Regions from separate parts of the Homo sapiens genome. Here regions 1, 2, 3 and 4 are each linked to region 5. A link is a contact called in ENCODE Hi-C or POLR2A ChIA-PET data. All regions are on one chromosome and are shown on one strand. The core of a region is the stretch at or near the end of the contact, and the rest is flanking DNA. Distances in the headings are between cores, read along the strand shown.

Region 1 (2,700 bases), core at 2-2,501, 600 kb after region 5:
AAGTATATTAACAAGTGAAAGAAGCCAATTTGAAAAGGCTATATGCTGTATGATTCCAACTACATGATATTCTGGAACAGGCAAAACTTGAAGAGAGTAAAAAGATCAGTGGTTGCTAGGGTTTGGAGGGAAGAAGGAATAATAGGTGGGGACACAAAGGATCTTTAGGACAGTAAAAATACTCTGTATGACACCACTGCATAATAATATACAAAGTATATATAATTATACACTTGTCCAAACCACTAGAATGTACAACACTATAAGTGAGCCCTAATGTAAACTATGCACTTTGGATGATAGTGATGTGTCAATGTAGGTTTATCAGCTGTAACAGATACCAACCCCTCTGGTAGGGGATGTTGATAGTAAGGGAGGCTGTGCATGCGTGGAGGCAGGAGATATATGGAAAATCTGTACTTTCCTCTTCATTTTTCTATGAACCTAAAACTGCTCTTTAAAAAGTCTTAGCCAGGCACAGTGGCTCACGCCTGTAATCCCAACACTTTGGGAGACTGAGGCGGGTGGATCGCTTGAGGTGAGGAGTTCGAGATCAACCTGGCCAACATGGTGAAACCCCACCTCCACTAAAAATACAAAAATTAGCTCTGTGTGGTGACACACACCTGTAATCCCAGCTACTCAGGAGGCTGAGGCAAGAGAATCGCTTGAACCTGGGAGGCAGAGGTTGCAGTGAGCCAAGATCGTGCCACTGCACTCCCGCCTGGGCAACTAAAGTGGCCTTTGGCCTTGAATAACACCAGTGGCAGTCACGCAGATTGGCCATGGCCCTTGGGTGAACCCCAATGTTGTGCTGGTCTTCAGGGCTTCAGATGCAACTCAGCATAGTTGCAACTGTGGTGGCTACAGGAGTGCCTGTGTCACCCACCTCCAACACTGGGCAGGCCAGTACAGAGAAAGACTCCTGACTGAAGGAAAGGGAAGGTAGAGAGCAAGAGACTCTGCCTGGTAACCTGGGGAATTCTCCCAATTATCTGCCCAAGTCCATCAAGACTGTGTATGTAGGAGTAAAGTCTTTCCAAAAGTTTCTCTGGCAAACTGCATCTGAGAGACTTCTGCGACTCCGGATCAGAATAGCAGTGAGCATGCTTTTGGATGCAAGTAACAGAAAATAACCAAGGGAGCTCCTTGGTGATGTAACTGAAAGTGCAGAGGTAGATCGGGCTTCGGGTGTCGATCCAGCGGCTCACCGCTGTCCTCAGGACCAGTTTCTGCCACTCTGCCCTGCCACATGCAGCACTGGCTCCACCGTCAGGCTGGCTCTGCTTCTGGGTGTAGGATGGTGGCCAGAAACCTGCAGGCCATATGCTGTATCATTTGGGGATGCTTCTGCTCAGCATTCCAAGCCAGAATTCCAAGGTTTATCCTGAAGAGGATCCTCCTTGACATCTCTTTTCTCTCACATTCAAGTCTGTTAGTCTTTTCTCTCACATTCAAGTCAGCTGCCACTAGCCTACTGCCAGCCACCAATGTCTCCCACCCGGCTTAGCGGCTCGCCTTCTAAACAGTCTCCCTCCTTCCACACCTGTTCCCCTTACAGCAGCCTGAGTCATACTTCAAAAATGTAAGCCAGATAACGATTGGAAGCGACAGACGCTGGGGAGCCCAATAGTGAGGAGGGTGGGGGGTGGTGAGGGTTGAAAAATTATCTATTGGGTACAATGTTCACTGGGTGACGGTTTCACTAGCTCAGATCACAATATTACACAATATATCCATGTAACAAACCTGCACAGGTACGCTCTGAATCTAAAAAAAAAAAAAAAAGTCAGTCAGAGCATGTTACTGCTCAAACCCTCCAGTGGCTCCCCATCTCACTCAGGAAAAGCCAATGAACTTGCAATGGACTCCAAGGGTATGATGTGGCTCCCTTGTAACCTTTCTGAATTTAGCTCAGCCACCCTCTCCCTCTCTCACTCCAATTCAACCATCCTGGCCTCTAAATTGTTCCTGGGAAACATACCAGGTGTGTTCACCTTCTGACTGGGGACTTTACACTAGTTGTCTCCTATGCATGAGACACTTTTCTAGAGAGCCACGCTGCTCACTTTTCAGTCACTTTTTCAGTGAGGCCTACTTAGAACACCCCATTTAAAATTGCAACCTGGCCCAGGGTGGTGGCTCACATCTGTAATCTCAGTACTTTGGGAGGCTGAGAAGGATCACTGGAGTCAGGAGTTCCAGACCAGCCTTGGCAACAAAGCAAGACCTCATCTTTACAAAAAGAAATTAAAAAATAAAACACTGTGACGCCTGCAGTTCCCCACACTCACATCTTCTATCTTGCTTATTTTTTCCCCATAGTACTGCTTACCTAGTATGTTTATGGATTTAACTCACTGTTTTTCCCGGCTAGAATGCAGGGATTTTTGTCTATTTGTTTTATTGACATTTCCCTGACCCTAGAACAGGGTCTAGCAGATACTCAAAAAGTTTTGTCAAATGAATGAATGAGACTGGCTCAGGACACCCACTCTATTTCTGTATGCTTAGGGAGGAAATGCCTAAATCCGAAATGCTGGGAGTGTTTCCAAAGTAAGACCAAGCTTGATGTCTCCAGAGCTTGGAATTTGGATTCTGCTCAAGAAAAAAAACTGGTAAGAATCAACAGATAATCCAGGAGGTTAATAGTACCTGTGGTGCTTAGTTAATGTGATCATTCTTGGATCACACAAGATA
Region 2 (2,700 bases), core at 176-2,675, 650 kb after region 5:
CCAGCAAGTGAGACTACTCATCCACATTCTAAAATCTACAAATCTCTGAAAAATGAAAGCTTTTTTTGTAATGTTGGGGCCAAAGCTCCTTGAGGCAAGCTATATATAGCTTCTGTCCTACTTGGTGTAAATAGTCATACATTTCTCTGAGAAATATTTATTGATTCTTTGGCTTCTGGGGGTGTTAACTACTGCAGGGCGTATGCTCTATATCTCCTTTCTAAATCAGAAAAAAATCTGAATTCCAAAACATATCTGGCACTATAGTTTTCCATTTTATGGTTGTGATATAGTTCAAAAGTAAATTTACGCCAGGAGTGGTGGCTCGCACCTGTAATTTCAACACTTTGGGAGGCTGAAGCAGGAGGATCACTTGAGTCTAGGAGTTGGAGATCAGCCTGGGCAACAAAGCAAGACCCCATCTCTATTTATTAAAAAATAAAAATGAAAATCAGTAAATAAATTTAAATAAAAAGAACAAGTCATTTAAAGAAAAACAGTAAATAAATTGTAAATACAAATTACCTGTATTTTTAAGTTTCTCTTTTACTTTTTCCCACTCTTCAAATAAACACACTAATTACTAGCACCAAAAACAAAACAAAGAATCTGCTTTGCCTTCAGGGTCCAATCTAAACTCCTCCACCCCCTGGCCATACCACGGTCCTGCTATATACCAGGCCTGCTCATGCCTCCAGGCCTTTACACGTTCTGCTAGTCTCCTTAAAATGCTTTTCCCACTTCTTTCCCTGGCAAACTCTAGGCCCTTCTTCCAAACTCAGCTCAGATGCTACCTCCTGCAGGAAGCCCTCCCTGGTTGCATCAGTCTTAATTAAGTGGTCATCCTGTGTGGTCCCGTGGTATGCTGCACACAATACTGTAGGTTAGGAAGGGGTTTGACCCCTAGCTCTGCCTCTTTTCAGCTGGATAATTCGGGTCACTTAATTATGCTCACTAAGCCTAATTAGTAAGATGAGTAATGATAGTTACTATTTATTGAATTCATGCATTATTCTAAATGCTTCACATGTGTAAATTCATGTAATCTTCACAACAAACCTGAGAGGTAGAAACTGTTATGATCCCCATGTAACATATCAGGGAATTGAAGCCCTGGGAGGGTAATTCCTTCTCAAAGTCACAATAGGCAGGGGCAGCCAGGACTTCTTCCCCTGTTTCTCTTATTCCCCACTGCAGAGTAGCTAGGGAAGAGCCTATATCACAGGTTACCAGGAGAATAAAATGAGATAGCCCAGGTCAAAGGCTTCATCTTTGCAGGCTACCCCTGGCCAAGCCTGTACTTGATACCCGAGACTTGGCAGGCACTTATTTATCTGCCTCTGAAGCTAGCTCAGCCAGGGGGCTGCAAGCCGCTGTTCTCTGCTGCTCCTCTTGGTTTTATCATTGCCTCATTGGAATCTTCCTGCCTGGCCCAAGCTGGGTGGGGCCTCTCCACAGTGCTTTCTACTGTAATCAGTATTTACAATTTTGGCCTCTCCCTCTGAGCTCAGCAGAAAGAAATGTGCCCCACGCACATTTGCCTTTCATCTAGCGCCCTGCACAGGGTTTGAACCAAAAGAACTTCATAAACATGAGAAGAATAAACGATGAAATAAATGCATGGATGAAAGGATGGATGGATGAACAAAGAAGGAATGGACACATTTTTGTCTTTAGAATTTCTAACACAAGGACATACCATAACTAGCGCAGAGTGAAAAACATTATCCAGATAACACTCTTCTAACCAGACGTTCAGAGACTGAACTTTGAAAACAAAGGGAAGGAAAGAAAACAGCTCTTTGCACTGCACTGCACTGTATGTCTGCACTTGGAGTAAAATAATGTGGTAGTGATATTCAGCTCTCATGGTCTTCCCTTGAGATGGGAAGCTGGAAAAGGAGCGGTTGACATTCATGATAAAGCTAAAACATCTTAACGGGCACTGAATAAGTTTGATGTTATAAATGCCATTTATAAGCGAATCTGAGGCAAGATCCTAAACAACAGAGAACAGCTGCGGCACATGAGCACTTACTGACAGGCTCCAGGCCACACAGGCTCTGGATTTGACGACTGCCACACTTCAGCACTGGCGCAGGAGCTGCTTATGGAAAAGCTGCATAGATGGCCCAATAACCACCCAAGACAGAAAGCCTATATTTCGATGATTTGCAAAAGGATGAAATGACATTGTCATTCAGTTTATTAGATTACTGCTTCTTATCTCCTTTCTCCTCTTTTAAATTTGGCACTAGGAGGATAACATATTCACTAATGATTGTGGTTTTTAAAGGTAAAAATGTTTAATTATGAGATAAGAGGAAATTATTTGCTGGAGAGCACGGAGCAGCCCGTGTGAGTACAGGAATGGCACCCTTAGGCACTGCTGTTTAATTTACAAGCTATTTATCTCCTCACCTACACCCAGCAGAAACAATTAGCACTTGGTAATTTGTTGATCTTATCTAAGTCATAGGATCTGTTATCATAGTTGCCACCACTGTAAAGGCTACACTATGTGAAATGAACAATTTAGAAATGGCTGGCTATTCGGTCATGCTCATTTAACTTGTTTTGAATTTATTTTAGACTGGTGAAGTCTTCACATTTTGGTCTCACTTCTAAATCAATGCATTAATTTTGGGAGGGATTTTAAGACGTTTTCAGAGACTTGTATTTAATACTATCACAGTGGGG
Region 3 (2,700 bases), core at 198-2,697, 920 kb after region 5:
TGGTATATAATAACCGCTCAATAAATATTAGCTATTACTTTTAGAGACAAGGCCTCCTCTTCCCCTCCTGGAGAACTATGAAAGCCAGACCATGAAATGTGTGGCTGACTGGAGCAGCTAACCTTACTCCTTCCAAATCAGGCAGCTGCAGGCTGTCATTGCATTCATCCTCATCCAACCTTGCTTCTGTACTAGGCCCTGTGCTTCCCACACACACACTAAAATTCTGTTTTATAGCGGCTGTTGGCTTTGCCTTTAGTTTCACAGTAAGTTTTAGCTGGGAATGTTATTTCAGTGGAAAATGGAAGGCAAGAACTTTTTTAGCTCAACTATTAATAAGTATGGAGCACATTGTTAGGAATTTTCCTATATAGTTTTATTTAACCTTCATAACAATCCTTCAAAGTCGAAATTATTAGCTTCATTTTAGAGAGAAGGAAACACAAGTTTCAAGGCCCGCCCAAGGTCACAGGGCCTTAAGTGGTGGGCCTTAAGTGGTGGGCCTTAATTCACACCCACCTCCTGAGACCTCCAAAGGGCTTGTGCTTACCCAGGAGCCCTAGCTATCAGCTCTGTTGCCTTTCTTTTCCTTATCCTAGCTTAAAAACAACTGCCATCCAGAAAAGGTTAAGTTGACATTCCTAATCAAAAGAGTCTGGACCAGACGCGGTGACTCACGTCTGTAATCCCAGCGCTTTGGGAGGCCCAGGTGGGTGGATCACGAGGTCAGGAGTTCGAGACCAGCCTGACCAAGATGGTGAAACCCCGTCTCTACTAAAAATACAAAAAATTAGGCGGGCGTGGTGCCGGGCGCCTGTAATCCCAGCTTCTAGGGAGGCTGGAGCAGGAGAATCGCTTGAACCCGGGAGGCGGAGGTCGCAGTCAGCCGAGATCACGCCACTGCATTCCAGCCTGGGCGACTGGGTGAGACTCTTTTCAAAAAAAAAAAAAAAAGAGTCTGACGCCGTATTTATCTGTCTTGTAGAGGCAGAGGCAGCACTGGTTTGCAGCCCAGCGGTAAGAGGTCTGCCCAACTGATGAGGAGAGTTACAGGCTTGGGAGTAGCTTGGGCCGGGCAGAGGGGAGGCTCTGAATGTAGTAATAGAGAGAAAAAGGTTTTCAGGATTGCACCGATATTTGTGTTTCATTTCCCCCTTGTTCCAAATGCTGTTCAACTTAAGGGAAGAAGAAAGCAGGGAGGGATACCTTATACGAAAACTGTTCCATTCCGAAAATTAAAAACAGCCAGCTGCCATCAAATACCAAGGGCCCTTATATTCAAACTTCAGCTGTAATTTAGTTGGGAGGTTGCAATGGCACCCTAAACTGTCAAATGATTTGACCTTAGAATCCTGCTTACATAAAGCCGGACAATTCCATGCAAGGGGGGTGTCTGGTTACAACTGAAGTTATTGGTTGTTTACGTCCGACTTGTCCGGGAATGGAGCAGAGAAAGAGGAACCAGAAGAAAGAGAAACTCGCGACAACAGAGTTGCCGAAAGAGAAGTGTTGGCGCCTCAAACTTGAGGATCAGCTTCTTGGGCCCCACTCCAGGGTGTCGCGGGGGTCGGGTTCTTTCCGCCGCCCCCCGAAAGATTCTCAGCTAACCCTTTCCCCGCCGAGACCAAGAGGCCCTCACTCTGACACCACTCCGGGAGCCAAGCTACTGTAAGGAGCTGATACCACCCCTCGCCGGCGCGAACCGCCCATCTCCCCAGACCCGCCCACCCCCTGCTGCGAATCCCTGACGTTCTAGCCCGGCGAAGGTCCTCTTAAATTAGGAAACAATAGCTATTTAAGAAGAAGCGCAAATAACCCGCGCTCTGCGCGCCCAATCGTGGGATTCTTGGGAGTTCCCCGCGGGCAAGGAAGTCTGCTGCTCCCCGCAGCTGCGGAGGAGAGGAGGGAGCCTGCGTGCTGGGGCAGGGTGTCGCGAACTTGGGGCAACCCACCTCCAGAGCCCCGCCCCCGCTTTCCCGCCTGCCGGGGACCTGCCGAACGCGGAACCACCCTCCTTCCTGAGGCAAATTTGGGAGGGGAGAGGTCCAGAAGCTGTAGAGTCGGGGCGCCAAGCGCCAGATTCTGCCGCTCGGAAGTTGGGGGCAGTCCCCAGTCCCGCCTCAGGCCCCCGCGCTCACAGGGCGCTCCGCCGAGGGCGCGGGCCAGGCGCGCGGTGTCACCTCCACGAAGTCATTTACTTGCCCTGAAGGAGCTGGCCCTCGACCCCTTGGAGGATGGAGATTCCTCCCATTCCCTCCTCCGCCTCCCCCAGGTCGGCGAAGAGACGTGGAATTGAGCTGGACCGATGATTCCGCGAGCTCTGTAATTATGCACACACTGAAATCTTCACCGTTGACTTAAGTTACTTGGCGCTGCGAGGGCTGGGGCCCTGCATATTGATTAAATGCAGCCTCTATTTACCTAAACAATAAATGTAGAGATTAGCAACGTTCACTTGATCACAATAATGGGATTGACAATTAAGGGGCAATGCATCCCAGATGTAGCGGAACCTATGGGCTGCGTGCAGCAGGCAGAGGGCTTCTCAGAGAGGGGCGCTGGGCAGTTGCGGCGGCGGAGGTAGTGCAGAGCAGGAAGCAGCGCGGAAGCACAGCGGGAGGCGGAGGGGGACGCCCAGCCTCGTCAAGGTCTTCGGCCACCCCGCCCGGGAGGCTCGAAACTGGCTTTGGGGTACCTGAA
Region 4 (2,700 bases), core at 84-2,583, 580 kb after region 5:
TTAGTTCTGTACAATCAGTGTCTCCAAAGGTCAATATGATCTTGGCGACCATTTCAGCTTACTGACTGAATTGTATTACAGCATGATTATACACAAGATGTTGATTAACTGATAATGGGCAGAGTCATAAATGTCAGGCCAACCATTCCACAGGCAAGGGTCAATGCAAGTGGTACAAGGCTACACCATTTAGTGGCTACATGGATAGTAGCTTAGCTAGTGATTCTAAATACACCACAACTACACAGAGATCAGCCCTAGGACTCAGGGTGATTTTAGAGTGAATGCAGTTAGGTAAGTCAGATAATCTCACATTGCTCATTTAGCTTATCATAAGTTTATTTATTTGTCATTCAACAAGCAGGTATGGAGTGCCTATGTGTGGAAACCATCATTAAATGGAACAAAAGTCCTACCTATTAGAATGAAGTTTACATTCCAATAGAGAAGAGTCCCACGTGGGCATCATCTGTCAATCCTGTGGTAGTTGTGCATTTTCTCTAAGTCTCAATTCTTGGAGGTTATTACCTTGCTTGTCCCTGGTATTTGTATCTCTGCGCCCCAAATGACTTTGTTTTCAGCACCTTGGGTATTTGGAGAAGTAGGGTCTCTGCATTTCTGGGCCCCAGGTCCAACCCAATCCTCTCTTATGTGTTAAAGAGGCCCCTTTCCTTACTACCTCAGGGGCTTCTTAAGCTCTTAGGCCTCGGCCTTTAGGGGCTTGTTAGGCTCTGGCCCTCAGGGATCTCTGACTTCTCCCAGAGACTTCTAGGACAGAGGCTGAGAAAATATGAGTGGGTCCAGCTTAACCCACTTACTTCCTAGATGAGGAAACTGAGACCAGAAAAGCAAAGTGACTTGCAAGTGTCACACAGAGAGATGTAGATGTGTCTGTCCCCTGCTTCCTTCCTCTCAGCCTAGTGCTTTTCTGTCACATTAGATGACATGCCCTGTGAGGTCTAACAGAAGTGCCAAAGGTGGCTGAAGAACAGAAGTGACTACAGCAGGATGCGTGATCAGACAGAGCTCATGCTTAAGAGTACAATAGAGAGGACTGATTTCTTGTTAGATGGGAAATCTTGAGTACTTTGGTATCACATCTTCTTCATCACCCCAAACAGGATGAAATCAAGGCAAGGAAGCTGGTGTTGGGTGTCCTGAAAGCTGCTGCAGATATAGGCCAGGCAATAGTTAAGTTAGAATTTAAAAAACTTTGTTCCATCAACTCATCCATTTATATGCTTTCGTAATTGTTTACCCAGTTTACTAGGATGAGCCAATTTCGAAAGGGTCCAATGTTGTCACAGCTGGGCTGGACTATGCTAAGAGGAAAGAATTTTTCTAGATCTCATTCAATATTGGGACCAGGAACAACAGCTGCCTGAGCCAACAGTTCTGATGAATATGGGACAGAGAGAACTGAAACCATGGGAAGCTTAAGCTTGCTTACCATCTGAGAAAACCCTAACAAAATTTAAAACTTTAATAAGAAACCATATGATCCAAGATACCGACACTCATTAGCTTTCAACTGTCCTTACCAATGAATCCATTAGCAATTAAACAAGACCATGGGTTTCGTGTTAGATTTAATTTCTTCAGGGTACCAGTTTTATGGCTTGGGGCAAGTTCCTTAACTTTCCTGAGGCTTTTCTACCCACGAAGTGGAGATAATAAAACTTCTCTGATCTTCCTCTCTAGGTTTGTGAAAATTAAATAAGCAAGCATATGAACACTTTTTATAAACTGTACAGCACTGTAAAATTTTAATTATCATTATCAATTAGCATTTAACTATAAAACTTCCTTAATTAAGCTCAATTTTAAATTTAGTAACAACATGAACTTGAAACTATGCTTTGGGGGGCTTACATGTTACCAATGTCAATTTTTTTTTTTCTTTTGAGATGGAATCTTGCTCAGTTGCCCAGGCTGGAGTGCAGTGGCACAATCTCGGCTCACTGCAACCTCCGCCTCCTGGGTTCAAGCAATTCTTCTGCCTCAGCCTCCCAAGTAGCTGGGATTACAGGCGCCCACCACCATGCCCAGCTAATTTTTGTATTTTTAGTAGAGATAGGGTTTCACTATGTTGGCCAGGCTGATCTCAAACTCCTGACCTCAGCCTCCCAAAGTGCCGGGATTACAGGTGTGAACCACCATGCCCAGCCCCAGTGTCAATATTTTAAAATTCAAAGAAACAAAACAAATTCCTTCAGGTATAATCATGTGAATGAAAATAGTCTTTCATTCATTCATTCATTCTTTTTAAATAAATATACAATTTCTTTTCCTTATCACAGAGAAAGTTAAAAAGAGAGCCACTAGGGTGAGTTTGTTTTACACACTTTATGGAGCAGATAACGTATTGTTTACTCAATTGCTGAGTTCTGGAGGAGAACTCCAATCTGAATTCTACTCAGTATTAGCTACCTATCCTTCAGGGCCTCACACTTGGATGACTTAAGAAAATCTTGTTCCTTCAAACCCTGTACTTTTATTTTTTACCACGGAAATGTTTATTCCTCTGTCCCAAATTGCATGAAAACCTTCTTTGCTGAGATAAGCAAAGCTTTGCCACTTTTGGTAGCTTTAATCAAAAACTGATTCTACAGATTTGGCTGCCCAGACAAGTTGACTGATGGAAAGATATTTATTAACATGCACAGGACTGAGGGATACCTGTACAATGTAATAATTCTT
Region 5 (2,700 bases), core at 77-2,576:
CCCTTGAGAGAAGAGCTCTTCTAGCATCTAATCATACCTAATCTTTCTGCAAAGTTGTTTTCCTAAAAAATTGTGTAAATCAAGTTTTTGTAAATCTAGTCATATGTTTTATGCATCAGGGGAACTTGGAATGTAAAGGAATCTCATGGTGTATGCATACTTCTGTAAAATGAAGATTTGCTCCCTTATTTATTCATTTTTGTAAATCTGAATAATTATTTACTGAGTTGAAGGAGGTATGCCTTTATTTAGGCTTTTGCATTTGGTATCTTTCCATTTTTTATTTTCAAGGTGCCCCAAAATGGCCACACATTCCACCTTTGGAGGAGGAAAACACAGCCAACATGCTCCCTAATTCTAAGTCATAAAGAGCCTCGAAATTCTGTGCCAGTAGTTCATAAGGAGTCCTCGTTTGATCTAGAAAACCAGCAGAAAACCTTGCCGCTGTCCCACAGGAGAGATACACATTTCACACTGACTGGGTTCTACTCCTTCCTTCTTTCCCTTCTTCTTCTCCTTTAGCAAATGAAAAGATGCACAGTACTTGCGATTTCAAATAGAATGGTGTCTGTTAAAGCTTTACCTAGGAGGAATTCCCCAAATCAAGGGACATGGAATTACTCAGCCACAGGAATTCTGGAGAATCCGGTCTCTGAAGATGAAGCTAGAAATGAGCAAAGGTTTACTGTTCGTTGTTTTCCTCGGCAGACAGCGCAGGGTCCTTATGGCATGGAAAGGCTGAGCTGTTGGAGCAGAGTGAAACCTGATTCCCAACATCTGTGCTCTAGACCCCACTCCGAAGGGGGACTTTCTGGAGGTATTTTTCTACTCTCCGTCCCCTGGGTCCCAATTAAGGGAAACACTTTTTTTAGACATGTTATTATCCCATGATAGAAAAGCAGGACTCACTGTTCCTCCTTCCCTCCTTCCCTCCTTTCTTCCTTCCCTCCCTCCCTCCCTCCCTCTCTCCCTCCCTTCCTCACTTTTTCCTTTCTTCCTTTCCCCCATCTAGATGAGCAATGCAAAAGGTCTGGTATTTGAGAAATGTAATTATATTAGTGATAAACTTCATGGTTTAATTTGGGAAATCTCCCAAACCTAAATTCCCAGCCCGGAGGAGTCCAATTAGATCTGGGCTGGGAAAACTAGAATATATTTCAGCGAAGGGGAAATAACCAAGGGGAAGCGAGAACCGCGAATGGCCAAACACTGATGTCGGCTCAAGTCCTCCTCGGAAAATGCCTGTGTATGAGGATAAAGTGGCTGGTGGAAAGTTCACTCAATCAGGGCTGCACGGTCTTGTGGAATAAAATACGTCCAGACAGGGTTACGACGTGCTTTGGATTCCAGCAGGGGGAGCTCTGACTCTGGAAACCGGTCAGTGGCCACCGAACGCTGTTTCACCGGGTCTAGACCTTTGGAGATCAGCGTTCTCTGGTCGCCAAGGTTGGTAACAAGGTCCGTGGGTAATGTCGCTGAACCAGAAACAGAGGTCTCCCTTTGCACAGTCCCCGGTGAGGAAAGCAGTTAACACCTCTGTAGAAACACAGCTGAAGAGGCATTTTAGGAGCAGGTGACCAAAGTCTTACAAAGGCAGCCGGGAAAAAGTCAGGGATGGAAATTAAAGCCCCCGTTTCCTCCTCTTTTTCCCTTCCATACCCCTAGGCATAACTGTTTCTCACTCGGGGGCTGAGCTCTGATATGACATCCTGTGAGGATACCTTTAGCAGGGGGAGCCACAACCCCAATTTTAAAAACTGCCTGTGGTTGGGATGAGCTAGATTTCCTGATGCCATCAGTCAGCTCTGGGCACTGCTGCGCCCTGCTGCTCTCACTTTGGGTGCCTAGGAAGGAGAAACACAATACCTTCGTGCTGTAGCTACATCAGTGCCAAGAGACCCCACTTCCCACGTCTTCTGGACTTGGCTCAGAAGCATCTGCAGAGAGACAAGGAAGCCCCACAAAATGTGGACAAATGCCATTCCAGCCCATGAAATAGCTGAGAAAGAGGGGCTCGGCACAGCATTTTCTAAGCTACGTTGTGTGAAAGGTTGCTGGACCCTAAGGGGCTCCCAGGTATTTATTTCATGCGGTAAAAAGTGTTCTGATGTCAGAGTCTGAGAAAGCCTGTAGGCACTATCTGTGCATTCCCCACTCCCCCAACTTTTGTGGAAAGAAATCTTGTTACAAGTCCTATAAGTTCTACAGTCCAAACAAACAAATGAAAAAGCCCACTTAAATTTGTCTGATCCAGCACTTCCAAAACTTATCTGACCATGACGACCATGACATTTTGTCTTTTCCTTTCCACAAAGCACCTATGTTCTAGGCACTTGTGTCTTGTGGAGCATACCTTGAGAAATACTGAGTATGCATAAAAGAGCAAAGTTCTAGGGGTGAAGAAACTTCTGCATTCCTGTAGATCGGTTCTGATCCTAACGTCTGCTATGATTCTTTTTTTAAGATGGTATTTCGCTCTTGTTGCCCAGGCTAGAGTGCAGTAGTGCAATCTCGGCTCACTGCAACGTCCGCTTCCCAGGCTCAAGCGATTCTCCTGCCTCAGCCTCCTGAGTAGCTGGCATTATAAGAACCCACCACCACACCTGGCTAATTTTTGTATTTTTAGTAGAGATGGGGTTTCACCATGTTGGCCAGGCTGGTCTCGAACTCCTGACCTCAGGTGATCCGCCCCCCTCAGCC

Evidence for each region. A loop is a pair of places that touch in the nucleus more often than their neighbours do. ChIA-PET counts read pairs that join two places held with the same protein, here RNA polymerase II (POLR2A). Pooled maps may share reads with other maps.
Region 1: a map of HepG2 shows a loop between it and region 5 (7-fold over the local background). The contact joins two enhancer-like sites. A Hi-C loop is called at or near these places in 2 of 168 maps with a recorded cell type or tissue (CD4-positive, alpha-beta T cell and HepG2) and 8 of 50 pooled maps. POLR2A ChIA-PET finds 5 or more read pairs at or near these places in 1 of 52 experiments (PC-9).
Region 2: a loop to region 5 is called in a map of K562, with 5 times the contacts of the local background. The contact joins two enhancer-like sites. A Hi-C loop is called at or near these places in 33 of 168 maps with a recorded cell type or tissue (CD4-positive, alpha-beta T cell, CD4-positive, alpha-beta memory T cell, GM12878 and 23 more), 25 of 37 single-sample maps with no recorded cell type and 39 of 50 pooled maps.
Region 3: a loop to region 5 is called in a map of naive thymus-derived CD4-positive, alpha-beta T cell, with 8 times the contacts of the local background. The contact joins the promoter of LINC01305 here to the enhancer-like site in region 5. A Hi-C loop is called at or near these places in 3 of 168 maps with a recorded cell type or tissue (esophagus muscularis mucosa, mucosa of descending colon and naive thymus-derived CD4-positive, alpha-beta T cell) and 6 of 50 pooled maps. POLR2A ChIA-PET finds 5 or more read pairs at or near these places in 1 of 52 experiments (activated B cell).
Region 4: POLR2A ChIA-PET joins it to region 5 with 10 read pairs in A673. The contact joins two enhancer-like sites. POLR2A ChIA-PET finds 5 or more read pairs at or near these places in 2 of 52 experiments (A673 and activated CD4-positive, alpha-beta T cell).

What each region holds. Positions count from the first base shown.
Region 1 is chr2:174,002,525-174,005,224 of GRCh38, forward strand. No RefSeq gene overlaps it. Among named protein-coding and RNA genes, the nearest start is that of LINC01960, 21 kb to the right of the region's middle. Within about 2 kb of position 1,252, at least 4 of the 41 ENCODE cell types and tissues checked have a DNase peak (open chromatin) inside an H3K27ac peak, as active enhancers do.
Region 2 is chr2:174,050,451-174,053,150 of GRCh38, forward strand. No RefSeq gene overlaps it. Among named protein-coding and RNA genes, the nearest start is that of LINC01960, 27 kb to the left of the region's middle. RefSeq lists an enhancer at 1,040-2,239. Within about 2 kb of position 1,426, at least 4 of the 41 ENCODE cell types and tissues checked have a DNase peak (open chromatin) inside an H3K27ac peak, as active enhancers do.
Region 3 is chr2:174,324,580-174,327,279 of GRCh38, forward strand. It overlaps LINC01305 (long intergenic non-protein coding RNA 1305), which reads left to right and starts at 1,448. Exons shown (of 3, transcript NR_038897.1): 1 at 1,448-2,700. RefSeq lists enhancers at 1,552-2,369, 1,837-1,956.
Region 4 is chr2:173,985,704-173,988,403 of GRCh38, forward strand. No RefSeq gene overlaps it. Among named protein-coding and RNA genes, the nearest start is that of SP3, 22 kb to the left of the region's middle. Within about 2 kb of position 1,334, at least 6 of the 41 ENCODE cell types and tissues checked have a DNase peak (open chromatin) inside an H3K27ac peak, as active enhancers do.
Region 5 is chr2:173,401,230-173,403,929 of GRCh38, forward strand. No RefSeq gene overlaps it. Among named protein-coding and RNA genes, the nearest start is that of CDCA7, 48 kb to the left of the region's middle. RefSeq lists a silencer at 1,267-1,436. Within about 2 kb of position 1,327, at least 2 of the 41 ENCODE cell types and tissues checked have a DNase peak (open chromatin) inside an H3K27ac peak, as active enhancers do.